Regions from separate parts of the Mus musculus genome. Here all the other regions are linked to region 2. The links are chromatin loops, found by intact Hi-C in ENCODE. Cell type or tissue: heart. All regions are shown on one strand.

Region 1 (8,000 bases), 130 kb before region 2:
CCCAAAGGGCAGACTGTAGGTGGCTGTGCTTTGCTGAATCTCTAGCACCAAAGCAGAGCTTGGCACAGCCAGGTATGCACATACGTACTGGATAAATGAGTAAGCTTTTAGAAAATGCTGGGGTAGTCAAAAATGAAAGCGCTATTTGGAGTCTTCAGGAGATTAATTCTGTGGTTTCTAGGATAATGTTTACTTCGCCAAAGATGATGTCATTCTCTCTTTTTTTTTTCTCTTTCTGAGACAAGTCCTTATTATGTAGCTTAGGATAGCCTCAAACTCCCGATACTCTTGCCTCTGTCCCACGAGTCAACATGCCTACTCTATTATCTTGACTTTCCCGAGGTGGTGCCCACATACCTTTCGCAGTTGTGGCCCGTGGTGTAGTCCTGACAGCTCAGACACTCCCCTGTCACTGTGTCACAGTCTAGAGCATGACCATTACACTGGCAGGGCTGGCAGCTGGGAAAGCCCCAATACCCAGGGAGACATCGGTCACACTGCCGAGCATAGATGCCCTGGAAACAGTGGCACTGGCCAGTGATCGCATCGCAGAAGGCACTGGCAGACCCTTGCAGATGGCAGTCACAAGCTGCAGACAAAGCAAACAAAAACTCATTAGCTAGACAGACGTGCCGTCACCTGTGCCCAGCCACATTCACTGTGCCTCAGGGCTCATGCCATCCGGTTCGGAGCAGAATTCTGCTTTTGAAAGCCAGGGAATCCCCCCCCCCCCCCCCCCCCGGGGACCATCACAGGAATTCATTACAAAGTCTCCGATAACACCTACGTTTGCATCCGTTGGGGCCAAAGCCAAAGGTGCCCGGGGCACACCTGTTGCAGGTTCTTCCAACCACATTAGGACGGCACTGGCACTGGCCACCATTGGGGTCACACACAGAACTCAGAGATCCCTGGGGGTCACATTCACAAGCTGCAGGGAAGAGAGCAGTTAGGCTGACTGCAGGAGCAGAACATCGCACCTCCTTGCAACTGGCCCTGTCTCTCCCTCAACACGCCCTGACCCTTTCCCTACTCTGGCTCAGAAAAGTTCGGTTTAAACACATCACCCCTGTGCTGACTGGGAGAGAACCAACCAGCTGCCCTGGCAGATCAAAGCGCTTTTCTAGGCAGGAAGTCATTACAGTTTTCTCCCCTTAGCTCCAGAACTCAACTCTCTGATGACATTAAACTCCTGTGACCTTTGAAGCTGGTCTGATCTTTCCTAGAGAAAACTTTCCATTAGCTGATGCTTCCCGGACTCTCAGTCCTCAATGTTCACAGCCTACAGACAGGCTACATCCTCATACAGTGTGTCTAGTTACCTCTTGTTGGCATTTAGTCTAGGCTTCGCCCCACAGTTACCTGGCAACAGCAAGGTGTGCCTGATTCACTGTAAAAGAGGCTGCTCGCCCCCTCCTCTCTCTCTCTTGCTCTCTCGCTCTGACCTCTTGCTCCAGCTCCCCTTCTCTCTCCATTCCCTTCCCCCCTTCCCCACGCACTCATGGCCAGCCTCTACTCCTCTACTCTCTCTGCCTTTCTCTGTCTCTACCACCTCAACTCCCCTTTCCCATTCCCTGAATAAACTCTATTCTATTCTATGCCATCCCGTGGCTGATCCCTCAGGGGGAAGGGATGCCTTCGCACGGACCGCAGAGGCACCCTCTTCCCCAACACCTTACAGTACCTACACTAAACATATTCCTTCCCTCCTATCTTTCTATAAAACCCAACACCTCTCACGTGTACACTTAAGATTTATTATTTTTAATTATGTGTATGTTGGTATGGCTAAGAACACCATGAGTTTAGGGCCCATGGAGGCAGGGCTGCTGGATGCCTGGGAAATGGAGTTACAGGCGACTGTGAGCGACCCGGTGTGGGTGCTGGGAACGGAACTTGGGACCTCTACAAGAACAGCGTGTATGCTAAACCACATCACGGTCCCCTCTTTGTGAATTTCTTTAATGAGGATTCCATGTTGTTTTATTTTTCACAACAAAGTTCTATCTACTATAAAGTCCTGGATGGAACTTGTTATGCAGACCCAGGCTGGTTTCAAACTCACAGATATCTGCCTGCCTCTGTCTTGGGTACTGAGATTAAAAGGCCAACTAAAACATTTATAATAATAAAGGCAAACTTGGTTAAGATCTCATGTCCTCAAGCTGCCTCGCAGGAAGTACAGGTTTGTACCCCACTCACTGTACCTCCTGGTGTCAGAAACACTGGCTCTGTAACTACACTCTAACTGTAGCCTCTGCAGTGGCTCAAGCAATACCTACCAAGGCCCGTCTGGTGAATCAAGGCAGAAATGCTGAAGATAATGTTTCTGCAGACATCTGTCATGGGTGTTTTTACCACACTCCTGCTGTTCTCCAGACACCTGTAGCGCTGGAAGGTTTCCCAGGCACTATTGGTGACCTCCCCATCGCCTGAGCCGCCAACAGTGAAGATGTCCAGCGATTTACAGTAGGGCATGAGAACAAGCTACGAGTGAATGAGAATAACACAATGATCCCATGGATGTGCCCATGCCAAAACCATACAACAGCCTTCTGCGCTGGGAAGAGAAGCTAATGACACTCCTGACTTAGAGAACCCTTCCCAGTCATACATACTCTGTCCAGAAAATATTGAGACAGATTTCATACTGCTTGGGGGGATTTGAAACAACTGTTGCTGAAGAGGTTCACGGATCTGTGGGGAAGTGGTTTGAACACAACCTACCCAGAAAAGTAGAACCCTATTGTAAGTGTTCTAGCTCTGAGAGGGAAAGGCTACCCAGAGGAAGCTGTTCACAACTCTGAAGGAAAGGGAGCCAAAAGGTGGCTGCCTCTGCTATGGGGAGAAGCAGCAGGTAACGGGGTAGGAGACAGGCTTATATAGGGATTTGGGGGGAAGAGATTTCCACGGTGAGGATTGGTAGGACTTTTATGCTCAGGAATTGGTAGGTTTTCACATTCAAGGACTGGTGGGTTCTGGGCAAGGATTTTCACCAGGAAATGGGATCTGAACTTTCACCCTATTGCTATTGACAAAGAAGCTCTAGAGGCAGAGAGGGCCCATTCTGCCTCCCTGCCCAGCTCTGTCCCTCCACACAATACTGGGGTGGCAGCTCGGTACTTTCTACTAGGCTCTGACTGACAGGAGCCTGGTACTCACCGAGTCGATGAACGTGTAAGGGCTCTCCACGTCACTGCCCGATGCCGTATACTGGGGCAGCTCCAACCTCACCGTGTAGTTCATTCCCTTCTCAAAGCACACGGGGCGAGGGAGGACAACGTATCTGCCCCCAGACAAGGGAGAAACACAAGAAAAAAAAAAGCAAAGTTTAAGCTCCCAAGAATAGCAACAGGAAGAAAAAACAAGAGCTTATGGTGATCGTCCAACAGAGGGCCTTCCATAGCCAGTGACTCAGTCTCTAAGACCCCATCGACTGACCTTGAGCCCGGTGACAAGGACACCACCTGGTTGTCATCATCGGGAACGGTGTTACCACATCGGCTGCTGGCTGGAATCTTCCCCGGCCGCTGTACAGTGATGACAGCTTTCTCCCAGTGGTCCGGCAGCTAGAACAGGAAACAAAGAATCAAAAGGAGTATCTGTGCGAGCCCACTGTGGTCAGTCCAACTGGGAGGACCTCTCCACAGTGACTGAGTCATTAGAAAGCAGACAGTTTGCTTTCCATCCCTAACGCTTCCTCTGTTACTACCCAGCTGCAGACCCGACTAACACCTGCTTCCTCCCGGTAAGGCTCACGGAAGGACCACCTCCTGCTCAAGACAGCCTTTTCTGACCCTGGTCCTTTCTCCAAGAGCAGCTCTGGCCATTTCCTGTATCTGGCACTAAGAGTGATTCTCAGCAAACCCCTCTTCACATCTCCTTTCTTCCCTTTGGATCAGTTGATCAAAACTCTCCTTAGGGGCTATTGCGCTTCGTATACATCTCTAATCCCGGCACTCAAGAGAATGAGGCAGGATTTGAGTTCAAGGTTAGCCTCAGATACAAAGCAAGACCCTGTCCCTAAAGAAAAACACAAAACTAAACAAAAACCAGTTAACAAAAATTCCCACTCATCATAATAAGCCTAGATCTGGGAATTCCCACTCCTGCCCTGCATCTGGGTCTTTAGGGAATATTCTAGAAGCTCTGGCTCCGTGCCCTGTACATGACTCTCCCAGTGCCACTTTTTTCTGTTATAATGTCACTTTTGGCCTTTTACTACACTAGGGGGAACAGTCATTGGGCAGCGATGTTCAGGGGGAGGAAAGCTTTTGATACAGCATCATTACCTCCGTAACTCAGCCAGGTTAGGGGCCTAACAGGAGACTGCTGAATAAGAAGCTGGATTCAAAAAGTTGCATGGAGGAGGTTAGAGAAAACAGTGGCTGTTATCTATTTCAATGCAAACTTGTCTTCACAGAATGTTCTAGAAGCTATTGGGAGTAGTGTTTTTCTAGTTACAATCCCTTGAACCCCCCCCCCCCTTCCACCATGATGCATATTGATGGCTTTCTTCACCTGTGGCTCATAGCGAATCAGGATTTCATACTCCATGGAATACGGTATGTTGTCAATGAAAAACTCCAAATAAGCCCCTTCAGGCACCCGGACGAACCCAGGTCCTGTCCAGGAAGGAATGCGGTCCTGAATGTACTGCCTTTCCACCACAATGACTCCCTGGGGGGACAAGAGGACACTAGTTATTCTTTGTACGAAATGGAATTCACCTACACCTCACAGCCAAAGTCCAAAGATTCAAAACCATTTCTGTCTCCTAGCTGCAAACTCCCTGAAGATAGTAAGTCTTTAGGTTTGTTACTCTTTCCTCTCGAAAACACAAGTAATTGGTTTGCTTTTACATTTGTTGTTGGAGTCATCTCGGAACATTGGAGATGGAAGCCGAAAGTCTGGGATGTACCTTCCATGACATACCAGTGGCTAAACAAAGGGGAAAAAAACCGCATTGGCTTCTGAGCATGTCTGGAAGTGGTAAGATACTCCAGCATCTAGTGCAGTGTCCTGGGCAGTCCCTTCTTTCTCCTCCTCCCTCTTGCCAAGTACACAAAAGCAGTGTGATATGCTGGTGAGTCCTCCCTAATTAATGATAAGTCCACTCTGGTAGAATATTCACAGTTATTGGCCACCACCAAGTCCTCACCAAGAGGCACTCTCTGTGAACATGCCCAGGAACTGGTGACTACAGAGTATCAGGGGATGGCAGCCTAGGACTTTAAGAGTTCTGGCAGTTTCTTTCTTCCTTATTGCAAGTCAGAAGTTATGCTGTGAGGATGATCAGGTCAACATGTCACGTGGGAAAAAGTCTCCACGGCAGCTGTGCTTCGGTTAAGCTTCAGTTAAGCGTAAGGACCAGGCATACATTAACATCAGTAAAGTTTGGGGTGGTAAGCAAAGTATATCTGGGTCTAAAGGATGTCAGATCTACAATTACTCTGGAGCACAAATACAGAGAAGAATAGAAAATTCTTATTCTTATAGACACACCAACCAAAAGCCTTATTAGAGAACTCTCCAAAGTCTCCCTGTGTATTCCAGATCAACTCACATTTAAATACCACAGCATGTCTTCACCCTTATTTCCGTGCTGACAAGATCTAAAAGAATACTTAAGTGACATCTTTATGAAGCACTTGTATCCCCTGACAGCCTGCCCTCCCCCCCTACCCCCAAAGTGCTGCTCCACCAAGCTGTCGGAAGCTCCCCTACTTACAGGCCCCAGATTGGCTTCCTCGGCTTCGTAGATGTAGTGGTCCAGGGTGGTGAAGTAGTAACCGGACTCCACCTCGTTACACTGCCGCCCAATCATGTGGGGCAGGCAGGAGCACTGGCCGGAGTCCTCGGAGCAGCTGAGGAGGAGGCAAGCGCTCATTAGGGCTTACGGTAGGCACAGACGAACCCACTACAAGTCCTTCTGAGTTTACTATTGGGCTTGTCATGGGCCAATATTTTCATATTTCATTCAAACAATAAAGTATGCAGGGGAAAATAATATCTGTAAACAAATCCCAAATTTGACTAACACATCATCCTGAGTGTTGTGTGGCCTGGACTTTCACTCTCCTCTCTTCCCTTAGGCTCCAGCTACACCACATCAACACTTTCTGCAGACACTGCAAAACTGTTTGCTTTGGAATCTTAAACGCTGTTTTGCTTTGTTGTTGCTGTTGTTCCTTTATCTTATGCATATATATGGCTGTTCTGCCTGCATGTATGTTCGTACCACATGCATCCCTGGTCCTGGAGAAGGCCAGCAGAGAGCATTGGATTCCCTGAGACTGCAGTTTAGACAGCTGTGAGCTGCCATGTGGGAATTGAACCCAGCTCCTCTAGAAGAGCCGGTGCTATTAACCACCCAGACATCTTCCTAGGCCACTTCTGCTTTTAATTACAATTCCTTTTGTATCTGAATACCCAACTCCCTGATGGGCATCTTTGACTCAGCAGTCCTCAAAACAATGGATCCAAAGAGGTCTCCCTCCCTCCTGTGTTCTCCACTGGGCTGAGGACATCCCACCCCACACTGAGTCACCAAGAACCAACTTCTGCGTTCCTCCCCTCCACTGGACATGCTATGTTCTCTCGGTCAGCAAAGGCCAGTTTTCTAATTGGTATTCTTGTCAAATACCGAACCTCAATACAACACCTTCACATGTCTACCCCTCACTGCCCTTCTAGGAAGCACTAAGGATGTTATTTCCTGACACAATGCACAGGTGGGCTATACCTTCAAATCTCACCCTTGTCAACCCAGACCTCACCAACCAAGCTGCAGGGCTTGCAACTTTCAATGCACTAGTGACTGTGACTCCTCCCTTGGCTCGGACTGTCCCTTTAGCCTGGATGACCTCTCTATCCTAGCAGAGTGTCTACAGATTCAACTTTCCTGCTGTGGTATTTATTTCCTGACCAACAGTGTCCAGTCCACAATTCAAGCTTTCTGTGTGTGCCACTGACTTCTGTAGGCTTACTATTTACAACGAAGCCTGCCACTTCCCTAAAGTGAAGGCACTGAGCCTTCTGGTCCTACTCGGAGCCTAGACCAACTTCTAGAAGGCTTAGTTTCCTCCTACCACTCGTTCTGAGAATGTGATTCTTCCTTACTTGCATATAAAACCCAGTTGCTTTTTTTCTCCCTTATCTTAATCATTAGCAGATCTCTAACCAGCAGCTGGACTGGAAACCTCAGGGCTGGGGCTGGGCTTTCACGCCTAACTGCCCACATCCACCCAAGCCTAGTGCTCTATGCAGGGAGTATGCCCAGTGGGTGGACAAATGAATGAAGGAAAGTTAGAAAAAAATAGAGATTAAGGTAGATAAATTCTTACAATATATTATTATTTTAGATAATAAATTTATCTGTATAAACTGATATATTTATGTTTTCCTTTGCTATATTTCTTTTTTTGTTTTGTTGTTGCTTTTGTTTTTTGTTTCTATATTTCTTTGATTCTTCCCATGCTAGTATTTTATAAGTCAGATGAAACCCAAAGATGGGCATCCTCTTGTTGGTTTTATTTTCCTTAAGATGGGAGTCTCAGAAAATGGCTCATGCTGGTCTGGAAGTCACCATCATCTTCCTACCTCAGCCTGCCTGTTGGGATTTCAGACCGAATCCCACACCTGGCTTCAGGCATCCATTTCCACTGCAGTAAAAGTCAAAATGTGATTTATAGCCTTACTTAAGCCCACTCCCAAAGTTTAGGGGACCTCAAGCCTCAGGCAAGCTGCAGCTCCAGCATAGAACAGGCCCCAGCTTGCTTGAAACATCTCACCCAGCTGTCACCGGCCAGTGGACACCCTCCCTTGCACCACAAGTCATTACCCCGCAGGACTAGGAGTTCTTAAAGCCACAGAACCAGTTCCCAGGAAAGGAAAGCCTGTTCTAATTAGGATCCAGCACTTCTGGCCACCAACAACTCTTCAGAAATCCAGTCACCAGACACTGCAGCATACATATTGACCCTCTTCCTCTACTGCAG
Region 2 (8,000 bases):
TTTCTTATCTCCTCTACCTATGTGTTTCTAGTAAAGTGATTTAAAATTTTAGTCCTAAACTATTCCCTTGGAGGCATATGTTTCTTATTTACCAGCTACATTTCTTCAGACACATCAAGGTCAATGTTCTTTTTTAGGTTAACTTTTTGTTTTTCTCTGTCTAAAATATCATGGTGGGCTGCCAAGAATTGAGAACAAAGAAAAGAGCTGTGTTTAAACTTCCCAATTGCACCGTACGGTTCTTATGGAGTAAGAATGTTTAATTTAACTAATTTTAGAATATACACGGTCATATATTTAGTATTGTCTGTGAAAAATTCAATGGTTCATTTCCCACAGGAACCTAAAATATATCTATATCCAAGTTGTTACTGTTTTTATTAAGAGGTCATTTAGAACATTTTTAGTCAGAGAGAGATGGGGAAGCTGGTATGGATTATATACATGACATAAGAGAAAGGCTGTGTAGAGTCTGAGACAAAAAAGATATGTGTGTGTGTGTGTGTATGAGTATGTATAAGTGAGTGTGTGTGTAAGTGTATGTATGTGTGTAAGTATGTATATATGTATGTGTGTGTATGTGAGTGTGTGTGCATGAGTATGTGTGTATGTGAGTATGTGTGTGTAAGTGTATATATGTGTGTGTAAGTATGTGTGAGTGTGTATGTGTGTGTGCATGAGTATGTGTGTATGTGAGTATGTGTGTGTAAGTGTATATATGTGTGTGTAAGTATGTGTATGTGAATGTGTGTGTGTGTGTGTAAGGAGGGGCAGTACACACAGAGGTCAGAGTTGATTCTTTTTCTACCACATGAGTTCTGGGGATCAACCATAAGTAGTCAGGCTTGGGAACAGGTACCCTTAGCATGGGTCATCTCTCAGGCTGGAGCTTGCCAGTTTCTGTGCTGTGAGGACTCATTCTACAGGGCACTGAATAATAAAACAAGAACACCATTCCAAGTCTCCTTTAGGCAATGGCCATGGAGACCCATATATCACAATGAAAGGGGGTTCCTGGCAAATACACACAATACACTCTTTGAGGTATGTTCAAGATTTGACAGCATGGGTGTGGCAAGAACACTGACCTGTTTCCACGTCACAGGTGGATAGTAGTGGCAGACTCCCAAGAGGGTGGCAGTTAACGTCTGAAAGCATAGCATAGACATTTATAGTCACTTTTAATCCCCGACTCTCATAAATGTTGTTCATAGCTCACATTGAGCAAAATGCACAGTTTAAGAATAAAGAGGCTTGCTCTGCACAATCCGCTGCTTGTCTGGATGTGTGATTATCTACCACATTCAGCCTCACAGAGAAAAATCGCATGCCAGATGCTTCACGGTCCCCATGTGGTTCCACTCGATGGCAGCTAGGCAGAGCCAAGCCAGCGTAGGAGAGTGTGTAAGCCGCAGGGCTGGCTTGGCTCTTCTGGGCTTAGACCAGAGCGGTGACTCAGGCAGGCCATTGCCAGGGCACAAGTATCACCCACAGCTCCCTCTCTGGCAGATGCTTCTCTCATCCCTCGCTGTCTCTTTGTTACTTTTTCCTCCTTGTTCTCCACCTTCTCATTCTCCTCTCCCCACAGACATTTCTTAGACCTACTTATGTTGGAGATGCTGAGAAGTCGCCACGGGAAAGCAAAGTGTACCCTCTTACTGTGGGAAAATCTTGTGTTCAAGGAAACCACAAAAATGTCCAACAAAGAAAGAATGGGTGAGTTAAATGTGCTCTAGTTATTCAGTGCAATGCTTCTCAGTGATAAAGAAAAGTACTGAGGATACAGTGGGGTGAACCTTGAAAATATTAGAAAAAAAGAGAGACAAGAATGAATATGATTCTTACCTGAAATACCTCTAATAAGTGAATCCACAGTGATAGAAGAAGGTTAGCGCTTTAGATGAAGGTGGGTATGTGGGAGGGTGGGCACGTGTCAATTAAAGGGAGGGTAGCCTTTTACCTTTCCTCTATTCTCTTGGGCAATACACATATTACAAAACTTACCATCTTAACCATAGTTCAGTGCATCAAGTCATTCACTCAATTGTGCAACAAACCTCGAGAACCTTCTTTCTTGCAAAACTGAAAACTCTATCTGGTAACCAGCAACGTTCTGTGTGTTTTCTCCTCAACTCTGATAACTATCATTCTCCTTTCTGTCTCCATGAGTGACGGTGCCTCTGGATAGCTGCCTCATGTAAGTGCAATCTCATAGTTTTGGTCGTTTGTCTGACTTGTTTCACCTCCTATAATATCCTTAAGGCTTATCTATGTTGTGATATCCAATATTTTGTTTATCCACTTATCTTTGGTTGGACACTTCGGTTCCCTCTAGCACCTGGTTATTTCTAAGGGTCCTGCCAAGAGTAACAGGATACAGACCTCCTTTCAAAACTCTGCTTCTAATTTTTTTTAGGTGTATATCCAGAAGTGAGGGGTTCATTTGAGGTGAAGAAAACATGCTAAACTTAATTGTGTTGATATCCACACATCTTTTGATAGAACCCAAACTATTGATTTGTACTATCTGTCTGTACGTGATTTCTGTCAATAAAGCCATTGCACACAACACAAACATGTACTCACACAGATACATGCATGCATATATACACACATACACACGTACACACAAACATGTGCCCACCCATACACAAGCCCACACATAGGCTCACATGTAAACACATACCCAGACACACACAGAGATGTGTGTGTGCACACACACCTAAAACAATGCCAGTGCTCAACCCATTCTCGAAGGGGATCATGTTACTCAGTGAACAGGGAGAAGCCTGGTGTGCTGAAGTCTGTGGAACCTGGATTGGCTGCATCATTGAACCTAATCGTCACAACCTTCACGTTTTCTTTAAGTCTTCAAAAAGCATCTATGACAACAACTCAGCCTGAGCTTGCTAATAAAGCTACCCAGGCTCATTCACTGGACAAAAACATGGAACATGACGCTGTGACCCAGAGGAAACCACTTACCAAGATTCTCAAGGGTGCTATAGCCCTGTGGAGCCCAAAGGTTCACTGTCCCAAAGCTAAGCATCTGCCCATTTGGTCCTAGAAAAGTACTGATGCCTCCTTCCCTTTCACTCTTCCCTTGGTTCCATTTCTTTCTTGAATTGATCCTTCTTGAATCAGTGTTAGAAGGGAATTGAGAAGAAAGGGGTAAAGTAATTAATAAATAAAAAGAGGGCTCTGGTGACATACCTCAGTCCTTAAGGGTGCCGGTCACCATACTTGATGACTTGAGTTTCATCTCTCAGACCCACATAGTGAAAGGCGAGAGCCGACTTCCCGCATTGTCCTCTTATGTCCACCTGGGTGTACACACGTGTAAATAAATGCAATAAAAATACAGCAATCACCACTTGAAAATCACCCCAGAGCCTATCATCATGCATAAAGTAATATAACAAACTTGTAAATTCTAGTATTAACTGGTTAACAAGGCAGGCACCTCCACTGGCAGCCTTCTACATGAACATTCCTTTGAAGTGTCCTCTTCCTTTGTTTCAGCTAAAAATTCTTGAGAAAAATAAACTGCGCATACTCAGAAGTGTTTCTGTCACAGTAACCTTTCAGATGTGTGCTGCATGGCCTTGAGCTAACCATGGCCAGAATGCATTTGCCATTGTCCTTGAGTTAGAAACTTCAACTGCACATGCTCTGCAATGTGTACTTGAAACAGCTTGCTCAGGAATGTGCCCCCTGCCCCAAGTGTTTTCCTTTATGAAGAGAAATAGCTTCTCCAGATTCCATACTTTACTTTTGGAATAGCTGTGGTATTCTTCATACCTGTGATAGACATAAGGCTTCCTTCATTTGCCTTCTGGCTGAGTTTCTTTGCGCTGTGAGAACCAAGGAGGCTCCACTGTACTCTGTTACATTGACAGAAGGTATGCTTCCATGGGTTTCACAATTTGCAATGAAATTTTTTGATATTTCTTTGGTTCGCTCATTTGGAGGGGAGGAAATATGAGCACCCTCTGCTGGTCATTTATGATAACGTAAGTGAGCCTCAGAGAAAAGCTGTCTGTTGACTTCCTAGTTTGTGGGAAGGATTCAGTGTGAACAGGCCTCTTTTGAGGTTTTAATGAGGGACCCTGAGGACTGAGACAGCAAGCAAGACTCAACTTTAACTCATACCCCAGTTTGCTTCCCAGGACTTAGCCAGGTAACCAAGCGGGTCAAAGCGCCTCAGTTCAAAGTGGTTGTGTTTGTACTGTCACAGCTGGCTCCTTCACATTCTCTTTGCACAGCGTCCCCACTCTTGTCAGATAGACAGGTCATTCACATAAAAACTAAACAGAAATACAAGCTGAGGCCATAAACCAAATGGCTCTAACAGATATTTACAGAACATTTTATCCAAACACAAAAGAATATGTCTTCTTCTCAGCAGCTCATAGAACTTTCTCTGAAATTGACCATGTATTGGAACACAAAGCAAGCCTCAATAGGTTCAAGAAAACTGAAATAATACCTTTCATCCTATCTGACCACCATGGATTAAAGCTGGTGTATTAGTTAGGGTTTTACTACTGTGAACAGACACCATGACCAAAGCAAGTCTTATAAAGGAAAACATTTAATTGGGGCTGGCTTACAGGTTCAGAGGTTTGGTCCATTGTCACAAGATGGGCGCATGACAACATCCAGGCAGACATGGTGCAGGAGGAGCTGAGAGTTCTACATCTTTATCTGAAGGCTGCTAGCAGACTACTCACTTCCAGGCAGCTAGGACTAGGGTATTAAACCCTAGCCCACAGTGACACACTTACTCTAACACGGCCAAATGTCCTAAGAGTGCCACTCTCTGGCCCAAGCATATACAAACCATCACAGCTGGATATCAACAACATAAGCAATAAGAAGTTTACAAATTTGTGGTGATGGAATAATTCGTTACTGAATCAGAAATTGAGGGATTTCATTATCAGTGCTGAAATCAATAAAATAGAAACATAAAACAATAAAAAGCAATACAAAAATCATTGAAACAAAAAGTTAATTCTTTGAGAAAAATCAATTAAGATTGACAAGCCTTTAGCCAAATTAACGAAAATACAGAAAAGAGAAAGAGAGTGAGAGGATGCAAAATTTACCCAATTAGATAGGAAAGGGGGACACAACACAGACACCAAGGCAGTCCAGAAAACCATAAGGACAAACTTTAAAAACTATACTCAACCAAACTGGAAAATCTAATAGAAACGGGTAATTTTCTTAATACATACTGTGAATCAAGTTAAATCAATATCAGATAAGTAACTTAAACAGACCTATAACTCCTAAAGAAACAGAAAAAGTCATTAAAAGTCTCTCTCCCTTACCTAAAAAATACCCAGAGATAGATGGTTTTAGTGCAGAATTCTATTAGACTTTCAACGAAGAGTTAACAAAAATACTCCTCAAATTATTCCACAAACTAGAAACAAAAGGTGCATTGTCTAATTTCTTTTGTGAGACCACAGTTACTATGATACCTAAACAACATAAAGATCCTACCAAAAAAGTGAATTATAGCCACTTTCCCTTATGAACATAGATGCGAAAATTCTCAATAAAGTACTTATAACCCAAATCCAAGAACTTATCAAAAATATTATCTGCCATGATCAAGTTCAAGTATGCTTCATTCCAGAGATGCAGGAATGGTTAAACATAACTATAATATAACATTTATCATAGAAATTGATCAATGTAATCTACCACATAAGCAAGCTAAAAGACAAGAAATACATGACAATCTCATTTGATGCAGAAAAGGCCTTTGACAAAAATCCCCCTTCATGATAAAAGTCCTGGAGAGATTATGGATACAGAGACATACCTCAACACATTAAAGACAGTTTATATCAAGTCCACACCCAACATCAACCTAAATGGAGAGAAACTGAAAGCAATTGAGGAACAAGGTAAGGTTGTCTATTCTCTCTATACCTATTCAATATAGTATCTTAAGTAGTCCGAGCAATAAAAGGCCTGAAGGAGATCAAAGGGATACACAATGGAAAGGAAGAAAGCAAAGCAAGGTATCTTTATCTTCAGATGATATGATAATATATGTAGGTGTACCAAGAAATTAAACAAGAAACTCTTACAGCTGAGAAACACCTTCAGCAAAGTAGATGGATACAAGATTAACTCAAAAAAATTGGTAGCCCTTCTATATAAAATTAATAGACTGAGAAAAAACCCAGGAAACAATATCCTTCACAACATCTTCAAAACATTATAAAATAACTGAACACATAAACATGTTTATGATAAAAACCTTAAGACATTGAAGAAAGAAAGTGAAGAAGTTATCAAAAGAAAGATCTCTCATGCTCACGGACTGGTAGAATTAACATAGTAAAAATGGCCATTCTACCAAAGGCAATTTACAGATTCAATGCAACCTCCATTAAAGTTCTAACACAAGTCTTCACAGACCTTGAAAGAACAATTTTCAGCTTCATATGGAAACACAGAAAACCCAGGAAAGCTAAAACAATCCTGAATAATAAAAGAACTTCTAGAGGTATTAACATCCCTGAACTCAAAGTGTACTTCAGAGTTATAACAATAAAAACAGCATGGTATTAGTATACACACAGAAAAACACATTTGATTATTGGGATAAAATTGAAAACCTGGACATTAATCTACTCACCTATGGAGACCTGATTTTTTTTTTTTTATAAAGAAGCCAGAAATATACACTGGAAAAAAAAGACAGTATCTTCAACAAATGGTGCTGTCAAACTGGATATCTGCATGTAAAGAATGCAAATAGATCCATACTTATGACCTGACACAAAACTCAACTCCAAATGGATCAAAGACCTCAAAATATACCAGACATACTGAATCTGATAGAAGGAAAAGTGGGAATAGCCTTGAACTCATTGGAACAGGAAAAGACTTCCCAAACAGAACACTTTTAGTACAGGCACTAAGACCAACAATTAATAAATGGGGCCTCATGAAAATGAAGTTTCTGCAAAGCAAAGGACACTGCTATTTGGACAAAGCATTACCCTACAGAATGGGAAAAGAATATTTTCTCCCCCAACTACACATCCAATTGAGGGCTAATATCCAACATATATAAAGAACCTAACAGGCATTATCCTGAGTGAGGTAACACAATCACAAAAGAACTCAAATGATATGTACTCACTGATAAGTGGATATTCGCCCAGAAACTTAGTATACCCAAGATATAAGATACAATTTGCAAAACACATGAAACTGAAGAAGAACGAAGACCAAAGTGTGGACACTTTGCCCCTTCTTAGAATTGGAAGCAATCACCCATGGAAGGAGTTATAGAGACAAAGTTTGGAGCTGAGACAAAAGGATGGACCATCTAGAGACTGCCATATCCAGGGATCCATCCCATAATTAGCCTCCAAACGATGACACCATTACATACACTAGCAAGCGTTTGCTGAAAGGACCCTGATATAGCTGTCTCTTGTGAGACTAGGCCGGGGCCTAGCAAACACGTAAGTGGATGCTCAGAGTCAGCTATTGGATGGATCACAGGGCCCCCAATGGAGGAGCTAAAGAAAGTATCCAAGGAGCTAAAGAGATCTGCAACCCTGTAGGTGCAACAACATTATGAACTAACCAGTACCCCGGAGCTCTTGTCTCTAGCTGCATATGTATCAAAAGATGGCCTAGTTGGCCATCACTGGAAAGAGAGGCCCATTGGACATGCAAACTTTATATGCCCCAGTACAGGGGAATGCCAGGGCCAAAAAGTGAGAATGGGTGGTGTCTTAGTCAGGGTTTCTATTCCTGCACAAACATCATGACCAAGAAGCAAGTTGGGGAGGAAAGGGTTTATTCGGCTTACATTTCCATACTGCTGTTGGTCACCAAAGGATGCAGGACTGGAACTCAAGCAGGTCAGAAAGCAGGAGCTGATGCAGAGGCCATGGAGGGATGTTCTTTACTGGCTTGCCTCACCTGGCTTGCTCAGCCTGCTTTCTTATAGAACC
Region 3 (8,000 bases), 97 kb before region 2:
ACACAGTCCCCAGAAGCCCCCACAGGGTGAGGCCTACGCAAACTCCTTTGGTCTAGCATCAAAGGCTGCTTCCTAACAGGGCACAAACTCCAGGACGGAGGGTCAGATTTAACTGAGCAAGATGAGTGTTCCAGACAGTAATTCTGTCAAGGGCTCTAATCAGAGAACCAAGAAGCGAATCACAGTCACAAATACCCATGTGACCTTCTTCCCAGTTCCCAGGCACACTCCAAGGAACGTGCTCCCACAGGCATCACGTACCATTTTCCGATTGCCACCAGATCTTAAGGCGGTTTGGAGCAAATGTGGTGACCACGTTCTCAATGAGATGGCTGTCGGGGTTGAGGGTCTCGTGATAAGGGTCTCGGGAGTCACATATGAAGCATTTCTTGTCCTCCTAAAAGCACAACAGTAGCATGGGTCCATGAAACAATGTCATTTAAAAAAAAGTCATTAAATCCACAGAACAGAAAACAGACGACCACCTTCAAGAAAGATGAATGTGGAAAAATTATATAATATATGGCCTATTTCTCACTTTTAAACTTACTGAACTGTCCAAAATGATCCAGAAAACTATTTCTTCCTTTCTTGCAACTTAAGATCAAGAGTAAAATAGGGCATTGTTTCCATAAGCTACTAATTTAATCAAAATTAAATGTCTCCGCTTACATCTTGATCTCTGTGTGCAGCTTCCTCAGAAGTCACATGCAAAAGAGGTAACGGAGAGTTTTTGCTGACATAGTGCAAAAGGAAAGGAAAGGAAAACAAAAACAAGAACAAAACCCAAAACTGTCTGCCTGATTTTCTAAAGCCTACGTGAGGCAGGAACCATAGATGAACAAACGCATCCTGAAGGACCAGGTTCTTAGCTTCTGCTTTATCCAAGGATGGTGGATGGGGAGCAGGCTGACCTGCAAACTGCTCAGAGTATCTGGGGCAGGAAGTCCTGTGCTGGGATCACCATGAACGGAGGGCACTTCTGAGGATCCCACATGAGCACAGGCTAGAATGAGGACAGACTTTGGTTTCCATAGAAGTAAATTCATTTCTTGTTTTCTTTTTTTCTAAATGGGAGCCACAGCCACTCTAGGGTAAGATCTCTCCTCTTCACAGCATGTCACAGTGAACCAAAAACAACACTTAGGACTTCTGTTCTCATTTGGAGCTTGGCTCTGTGCCTACATTTTCTAGAATACTGATTATTTTTACATCTAAAAATGATGTTAAGCATGAAATAGCTACAGACCAATGCACATCTTATAATCAGAATTTAGTCAGAGATAATACAATGCCAATATAGACTGTACTTTAACATTTGCATCTATTTAATTAACTTCTCACCAAAAGATGGGGGATGGGGCAGGACCCCTGGGGCAGTCAGGGCTGGGGTACAAAGGGATCAGGAACTACAGTACCATGTTTTCATTCTCTACTCCTCAGTGTTTCACAGAGAGGGGAGATCCTGAGATCTCAGACAAGCATTCTACAGTGTCACAGCTAATCATACAAACAGGGGAGTCTGGCGCTCCTTGCTTTTAAGTGAAGTTTTCACTGTGGACGAAGCTGATTTCAGGATCTGGTGACTCACGGACAGAGAGCACTCTGACCTCTGAAGTAAATGTTAGCAAGACATTTTAGGAGAAATGAAAATGCTAACATTAGAAAAGGTAACATGAATTGCCTTCATTAACTTGTAGTCAAGGAAACTTGTTCTGAAGAACAATTACCAGAACTACAAAAAAAAAAAAAGTTTAATTATAGCCTCCCTCTAATCAGGAGGAAGCAGTCTAGACAGCTCTGGATAAACCTGGAAGCAAAGGAGTGGAATCCACTTGGCCATGTTGTGACGCCATTATATTACATGTGCAAAGCCCAGGTCACCCACAGACTAACACCTGTTACTGTCAGAGGCCCCATTCCATTTCCAGCCTCTTTTTATTTTTCCCCGGAGAGTGAGGTAGGGGTGGTGGGAGGACGGTGGTGGAGATAAAACTCACATTAGCTCTTATCTAAACATGGCCAATGAAATCTAAAACCTGAGACCACTTTTAGAAGCATATGCCCCTCATTAATTTCATTTCCGTCTTCCACTATGATGATGCCATGACAACCAGGGCATTTTTCAGTAAGGAAGTATGTCTGATCCTGACTGAATCACCTCGAAAAGACTTCAGCGCTTGGGGCGTCCTTATACTCAAGCCAAAGATGGAAACCCAACACCAACAATGCAAGAAGAGAACTGAACCATCTACAATACACAATTTCAAAAGGGTTTGATCAAACAGTATAAATAACAACAGAATAAAATACAGGGGACCGTACAGGGCACAGGACAGAGGCTAAGCTCATCTGCAGCCCCGGGCTTCTCCTACTGATGGTGGTGTTAGGTGGCAGGAAATGTTTGGCGGGTGCGACTGTGCAAATGGAGATTGGGACTGAGCTACTGGCTTCATCCCGGGGCTCCTCTGCTGGTTGTACTTCCTATCTGGATTGACAGCAGGATGTGGAGTCTCCTGGGCAAGCCCCTTTGATCGGCCAGGAGGAGGATGCAGCCCACAATGCATTCTCTAGACTCGTGTCTTACCTGCAGGTGGCTAACAATACAGTAGGGCTCTGGTTTGTGCAGTCCACATGTCGAAGTCACGGAGAGCTTTTGCGCTCGGCCGATGAGAAGGTCGCCAGTGGCAGGGTAGCAGCTGCCTTCTGCGCAGCCATAGCTGAACTCCGGTTCCTGAGCGCACACTCGGGTGCCCCATAGGGCTACAGAAAAGAAAAGCAACAAGGTTAGGAAGAAAGAAAAAAAAAAAAAGCAACCGACAAGCCAGGGCAAAAGAAAACAGCAGGAGGGGCAGACAGAGAGGATTAAAAAGAAAGGAGACTACATAGAAAAAACACGGTGGAGAGATAGGCGCAGAAAAGGCCTGGAAAGCTGGGACAAGGAAAAGACAGAAGGATGAAAGAAAAAAAAAAGACTCAGAATCGTCATTAGGTTTGACTAGCAGTCAGCTGAGCGCAGCACCCAGAAAATACAACTGACTTTTTTGTCTACTCTGATCTACCCCTCTATGAAAGGTGGACAGAGTGATCCGGTCACTTCGAAGTGCCTGGACCAGGGCGCAGTGAGGTTGACCCTGCCAAGCGCTGCACACCCGCTAATGAAAACCCGCGTGCACATGGCAGTGCGCGCATCCTCGGTGTGAGTGTGGTTAGTCTGGGGGCGGGGGGGGGGCACAAAAATATGTCCGCGTGCACGCGCCAGGGTCACCGGCGATTGCGCCGGGTGAGGCACCGCGTTTGCCACAGAAGCCCTGAGCTAGAGACGACTGGTGTGTCTCTGTAGTGGCTTCAACGCTTCGCCATTCCAGCAAAGCACCCGGCCCAACTGTTCATGGTGCCACCCCGAGACAAACAAGGATGGTTAATTAAAGCCACATGGCTCCAATCTGTTCCCAAGTCGAAGCCTGCTCTGGGCCCCGACACTTTTGTGCGTAATTGGTTTTTCCAGGACCCTCCGCAGTCTGCCCAGCCACAGCAGGGAGCCTGCCTTCCGCAGTGGGGAAACAGCGTTTAACTGGTAAAAGGTGCAAAGCCCTGGAGCGATCACCTCGGAAACCTGCAGGAGCGCGAGCTCTGTGCGCAGAACCCAGTGGATGCGGGTCCGCGGAGCTCCGCGTGCGCGGTCCCTGGCCACCACCGAAGCGAGAGCGGTGGCGATCTCACGGCGTCATTTCCAACCACTCTCTCTCCCCCGATCCCCCAAAACTGCCTTCAAAGCGGGGGCAAACCGGTTTGGGGGTTTTCTTCCCTAATGCCGGAGCACACCCCTCCCCCCAACCCTTACTGAGTTACCTAGGACACCAAAGGCGAACACCTGGAGCAGCCCCATGTCCAGTCCTCGCAGACGAGGGGACGCGGCACGGGAAGGAGGACGCAGCAGGCAAGCTGCCTGTCTTTTCTTCGGGTCTTCCTTTCTGGAGAGGTAGCGGGGAGAAAAGGCAAATGTTGGGAGAGAGGAGAGGGGCCCTTCCATTTCCTGCCGCTCCCACGGAAGCGGGGGCTGGGCCCAGGAAGGGGGTCAAGTCGCTTAACTACTTTGTTCTCCTCACCCGGCTGGGCGAGCGCTCAACCCGCTCCTGGCAGCCCACCGGCCCAAAGAAGGGAATTAGAAAGTTTCGCCTAGGGAGGAACCGAGGGAGGCGTCTCTGCTCATGCGCACATGGAGAGCGGGGGCGGAGGGGGCGGAGGACAGCAAGTTGGCTAGGGGTGGGGGTTGAGGTCCAGGTCCCACCTCCCCAGGCGCCTCTTTTGTTTTAAGGCAGCGTCTGCTGAAGCTGTAGGGCATTGGTACTTGAGTTCCCAGCGTGGGCTGGCGGGTCCGTTTCTGGGCGCGCTTCCCAAGTGGAGCAAGCTGGGGAGGGATGCGTCGGGGCTGGTCCCGGAGGTAGGTGTGTAGATCGGCCGGCAAAGGGGGCCGGTAGGACCTACCGCGGACTTATACATTTACGTTTATAAGAAGTGAGTCACGAAATGTGCCCAAGGCTAGGAACTCTGGCAACTAGCGCTAGAGGGAGGTGAGCTAGGTTAAGCCCTTAGAAAAAGGGTCAACCTGTCTGGCTCTTAGGAACTTGAGCTCCTATAAGCATCCTTACACCACGACTCAGGATCAAAGAGCTAGAGCTTTGCGTGGGTGGGTGCTACATGTGTGGTGTCTTCCTATTTCATAGGAAGGACACCAGTGGCTGCACATTCTTTGCGCACGAATTTATTCGGGACGTACCTATAATCTCTGGTACCCAGGGGGTTATAGCTCTGAATTCTCTTCTGTTAAAATATACACAAAATAACCTGTGTTACCTGATCCCGGGTAATTTCTTGAATTCCTTTTCCCACTTCACGGTGGAAGGGTTGACACAGCCAGGAAGTTGGAGATTTTTGATGAGACACCCTTCTCCACACTACAAACAGAATCCTGCAACCACCTTAAGCACGCAGGGAGGGGAAATGGGGGGGTGCTCTAAGGAAGCCTCTCATAGCGCTTCAAGGTTAAGTGGGGGTAAACAGAAGGTCTCTGTCACTGGGGAAACCTTAGAAAGGAAAAAGAGCTTGGGGACCACAGACCCCAAACCTTTGTAAGAGCCCAACTTGTCTGCCTTAAGTGTTCCTTAGTCTGACCCTGGAATGAGGGAGCTTAAGTCAGCTGTTAGACTAGTCAGGTGTGATTGCTTTCCAGCCATCACAAGGAGAAGGGATTAAGCGGCTGATTGGTCAGTTTTTAACTCAGCTGAAACGAAATTGGGCCTAGGGAAGTTTATAATCATTAGACCATAGAGTTCGCTGTTCTTGGAGTTTAGAAACCTGTGTTAATTATTCTCCAAATCAGCCCTTGCCCCGATGCAGTTTCTCCAGTATTTGGCCCCGCAGATGCTTGGGATTCCCAACGGCTGGCTGCACAGCCTGCAGGGATTGAGAGTACCCTACAGTCGAAAGGGTTTCATTCTGCAATGGGTGTCTAATAATATAATGCCAACCTATGCTCCTTGCTCAACCTTTAGGGCCATGAACTAAAGTTTTATATTGGTTTACATCTACCCAAGTTGCAGGTGACATTCAACTCCTCTTTTCTTCCTTCCTTCCTTCCTTCCTTTCTTTAACACTTTGGTGGTTTTTTTTTTTTAAAGATTTATTTATTTTATGTATATGAGTGCATTGTTGCTATCTTCAGGCACACCAGAAGAGGGCATTGGATCCCATTACAGATGGTTGTGAGCCACCATGTGGTTGTTGGGAATTGAACTCATGACCTCTGGAAGGGCAGTCAGTGCTCTTAACCACAATGCCATCTCTCCAGCCCACAACTCCTCTTTTCTGAGACTGGCTTTTGCTACAGTAGCAGACAAGTCCTGCTGGCCCCCTGCCCCTGGTCAGTGAACTCTCTCTTTATAAAGGGTCAGCCACCTTCAACACTCTCAAGAGACTGGCTGCTTTCCTGACCACCTCGCTCACAGGAACCAACACTACTAAAAACAAAAACTAAATAAGGGTTTTTGCGCTTGCGTGTGACGCATGTGCGTGGGGGCCATCGGTTGACATCTGGTATCTTTCTCCGTTATCCTCCTTATTTATTGAGACAGTGTCTCGTTGAATCTGGAGCTCACTGAGCCCACCTCAGACTTGCCTCCTCTTCTCTGCTAAGAGCAACATGCTCATATAAAAAGCTGCTGGATCTCTTTCATCTTAACTAGCCGTGAAAGGAGCCCTGGAGCACCGTGCAGCCCCTGTCTTCCATTCCTTCCTCTCTGTAGCCCAGGCTCTTGTCCTTAGGGTTTCTGCTTCCTCACAGCTCCACCTCTGCCCCACCACAATCCTGCCTGCTTCCATCTCTACCATGGCTCTTAGCTTGTTCAGCTGAATGCAGTGCAGTGCAGTGCAGTGTACACACACACACACACACACACACACTCACACACCCACGCCATGGTCCTCTTTGTCCCTGTAGGGACATATGCTTCAAATGACCACACCCTCCCTCTTTGAGACTCCTCCGTCCGGGCGCCCAGGACACAATTCGGATGCTTCTCCCAGGATTTGACCTTTTCTATTTCTCTTTGCCATCTCTGATCCGGTAAACACCAGTGTTCCCCAAGGTCATATCTTCTCTATTTGCCTCCATTCACACACGGTCATCCACATCCAGGGGCTCCACCAACTGCCCTTGTCCTCCTCTCTGTCCACATCTGTATCCTTTATCTGACTCAGAACTTTCTAACAGGCCACCAAGTGGCTCCACTTTGCTTATGAACAGGCACGTAAAATTGATGCACAACCGAGCTCATCCTTCCACCCACCCTCAGACAACAAGATGAGTTAACTGTCATTTGGAGTATTGGTGCCGTGGTTCACCCCTTACCTAGAAAGCCGGGGACTTTCATGTGTCCTGGTGTGATTAGCAGGGAAACAAACTTGGAACTCCGTTATTGTTAATAATGACAGTGACAGCAGAGGGTATAAATAACATGTCAATGAAGCCAGCCCAGCTCGCAAATCATGGATACATCTCCTTCAGCAACTCCTTTGACCTGACCATGAGGTCCTGCTCTGATTTCCTAGCATCTAGCTGCCTCCCCAGCCCCCCACCCCCAGCCCTGGCATTCTTATTTCCAGATCCTGTCCTCTCCAGTTAGCTCCTCCCCAGGACTCTCAGGAGTCTTCAGAATCATAGCCTTCATCATATCATTCTCTTGTTTAAAAGCTATAGTGTGTGTCCTCATGACTACTCATGTGCCCTCTATGGTGACGGAGTTGCACGTCCACTTGGCTTTTTGCACAGCCTTTCCCTCTTCCAGCATTAAGCCAGATGCAGTGTTTGTGACCCAATGCTCCAACTATGTGCTTATGCGCTTATCTCTCCCAGGAGACAATGAAGCAAGGACAAGCACCACATTTTCCCCCACCCACCCAGACACTGGCCAGCACACCACCAGGTCCACCAGAGAGGTGCTCAGTAAGCAGGGTTTGAATCAAAGTTAAGACTAGTCTCTGTTGTAAAAACATCCTTAATTCATATATGTCTAGTTACCTACTATGAATTTGTTTCTAGTAGGAGGACGTCCCTGCCCTATTGAGTTCATTTTAGGAATACTTTCGAATTTTACACATGAACAAATTCTTGCAGCTTAATAAAGTATATACAACTTCATTTTTTTTTTCCTGAAAATGTTGCAAGTTTGGGAGGAGTGGCTATCTTGGTAATCAGCCTGCTCAGGGCTTCACTCTGGCCAGCTACACTTTCATTCATACCCACCCTGGAGAACTCTCCGATTTGGAATGGGCAGGTGGGATTGCAGATTATTGCCTATTATGTCTGAGAAAATATGGGGCAGGTATCTCCTGGAGGCACGTATTATTCCCACTTGAAACACTTCCACCCAGAACCACTTTCCAGGTCATCTCATTTCCCAGGATTTAAATGCCAAGTGTGCATCATCTTACATTCTGAT

Evidence for each region. Hi-C counts contacts between places; a loop is a spot of excess contacts. Peaks named below come from ENCODE experiments on the same cell type or tissue, not always from the same donor. Only the 100,000 strongest peaks of a DNase experiment are listed, where the experiment ranks them.
Region 1: a loop joins it to region 2, with 2.0 times the contacts of the local background. A loop is called at or near these places in 5 of 42 quality-filtered maps.
Region 3: it touches region 2 in a loop (3-fold over the local background); 15 of 42 quality-filtered maps call a loop at or near these places.

Annotation. Positions count from the first base shown.
Region 1 is chr12:31,295,493-31,303,492 of GRCm38, reverse strand. It overlaps Lamb1 (laminin B1), which reads right to left. Exons shown (of 33, transcript NM_008482.3): 13 at 5,732-5,867; 14 at 4,522-4,680; 15 at 3,442-3,569; 16 at 3,163-3,286; 17 at 2,283-2,487; 18 at 788-931; 19 at 358-589. Among named protein-coding and RNA genes, the nearest start is that of Lamb1, 34 kb to the right of the region's middle. In heart, a CTCF peak has its summit at 3,401; DNase peaks (open chromatin) are centred at 432, 1,012, 3,612 and 7,812; H3K27ac peaks cover 2,798 bases.
Region 2 is chr12:31,164,353-31,172,352 of GRCm38, reverse strand. It overlaps 6030469F06Rik (RIKEN cDNA 6030469F06 gene), which reads right to left and starts at 3,491. Exons shown (of 4, transcript NR_102715.1): 1 at 3,464-3,491; 2 at 3,214-3,323; 3 at 1,089-1,148. In heart, CTCF peaks have their summits at 1,391 and 4,009 (motif pointing left); a DNase peak (open chromatin) is centred at 1,422.
Region 3 is chr12:31,261,454-31,269,453 of GRCm38, reverse strand. It overlaps Lamb1 (laminin B1), which reads right to left and starts at 4,161. Exons shown (of 33, transcript NM_008482.3): 1 at 3,853-4,161; 2 at 2,588-2,763; 3 at 262-397. The coding sequence starts at 3,889. Gm32899 (a long non-coding RNA gene) reads left to right here and starts at 4,362. Exons shown (of 2, transcript XR_381427.4): 1 at 4,362-4,444. In heart, a CTCF peak has its summit at 5,763 (motif pointing right); DNase peaks (open chromatin) are centred at 2,503, 3,573, 4,203 and 7,383; H3K4me3 peaks cover 4,594 bases; H3K27ac peaks cover 6,286 bases.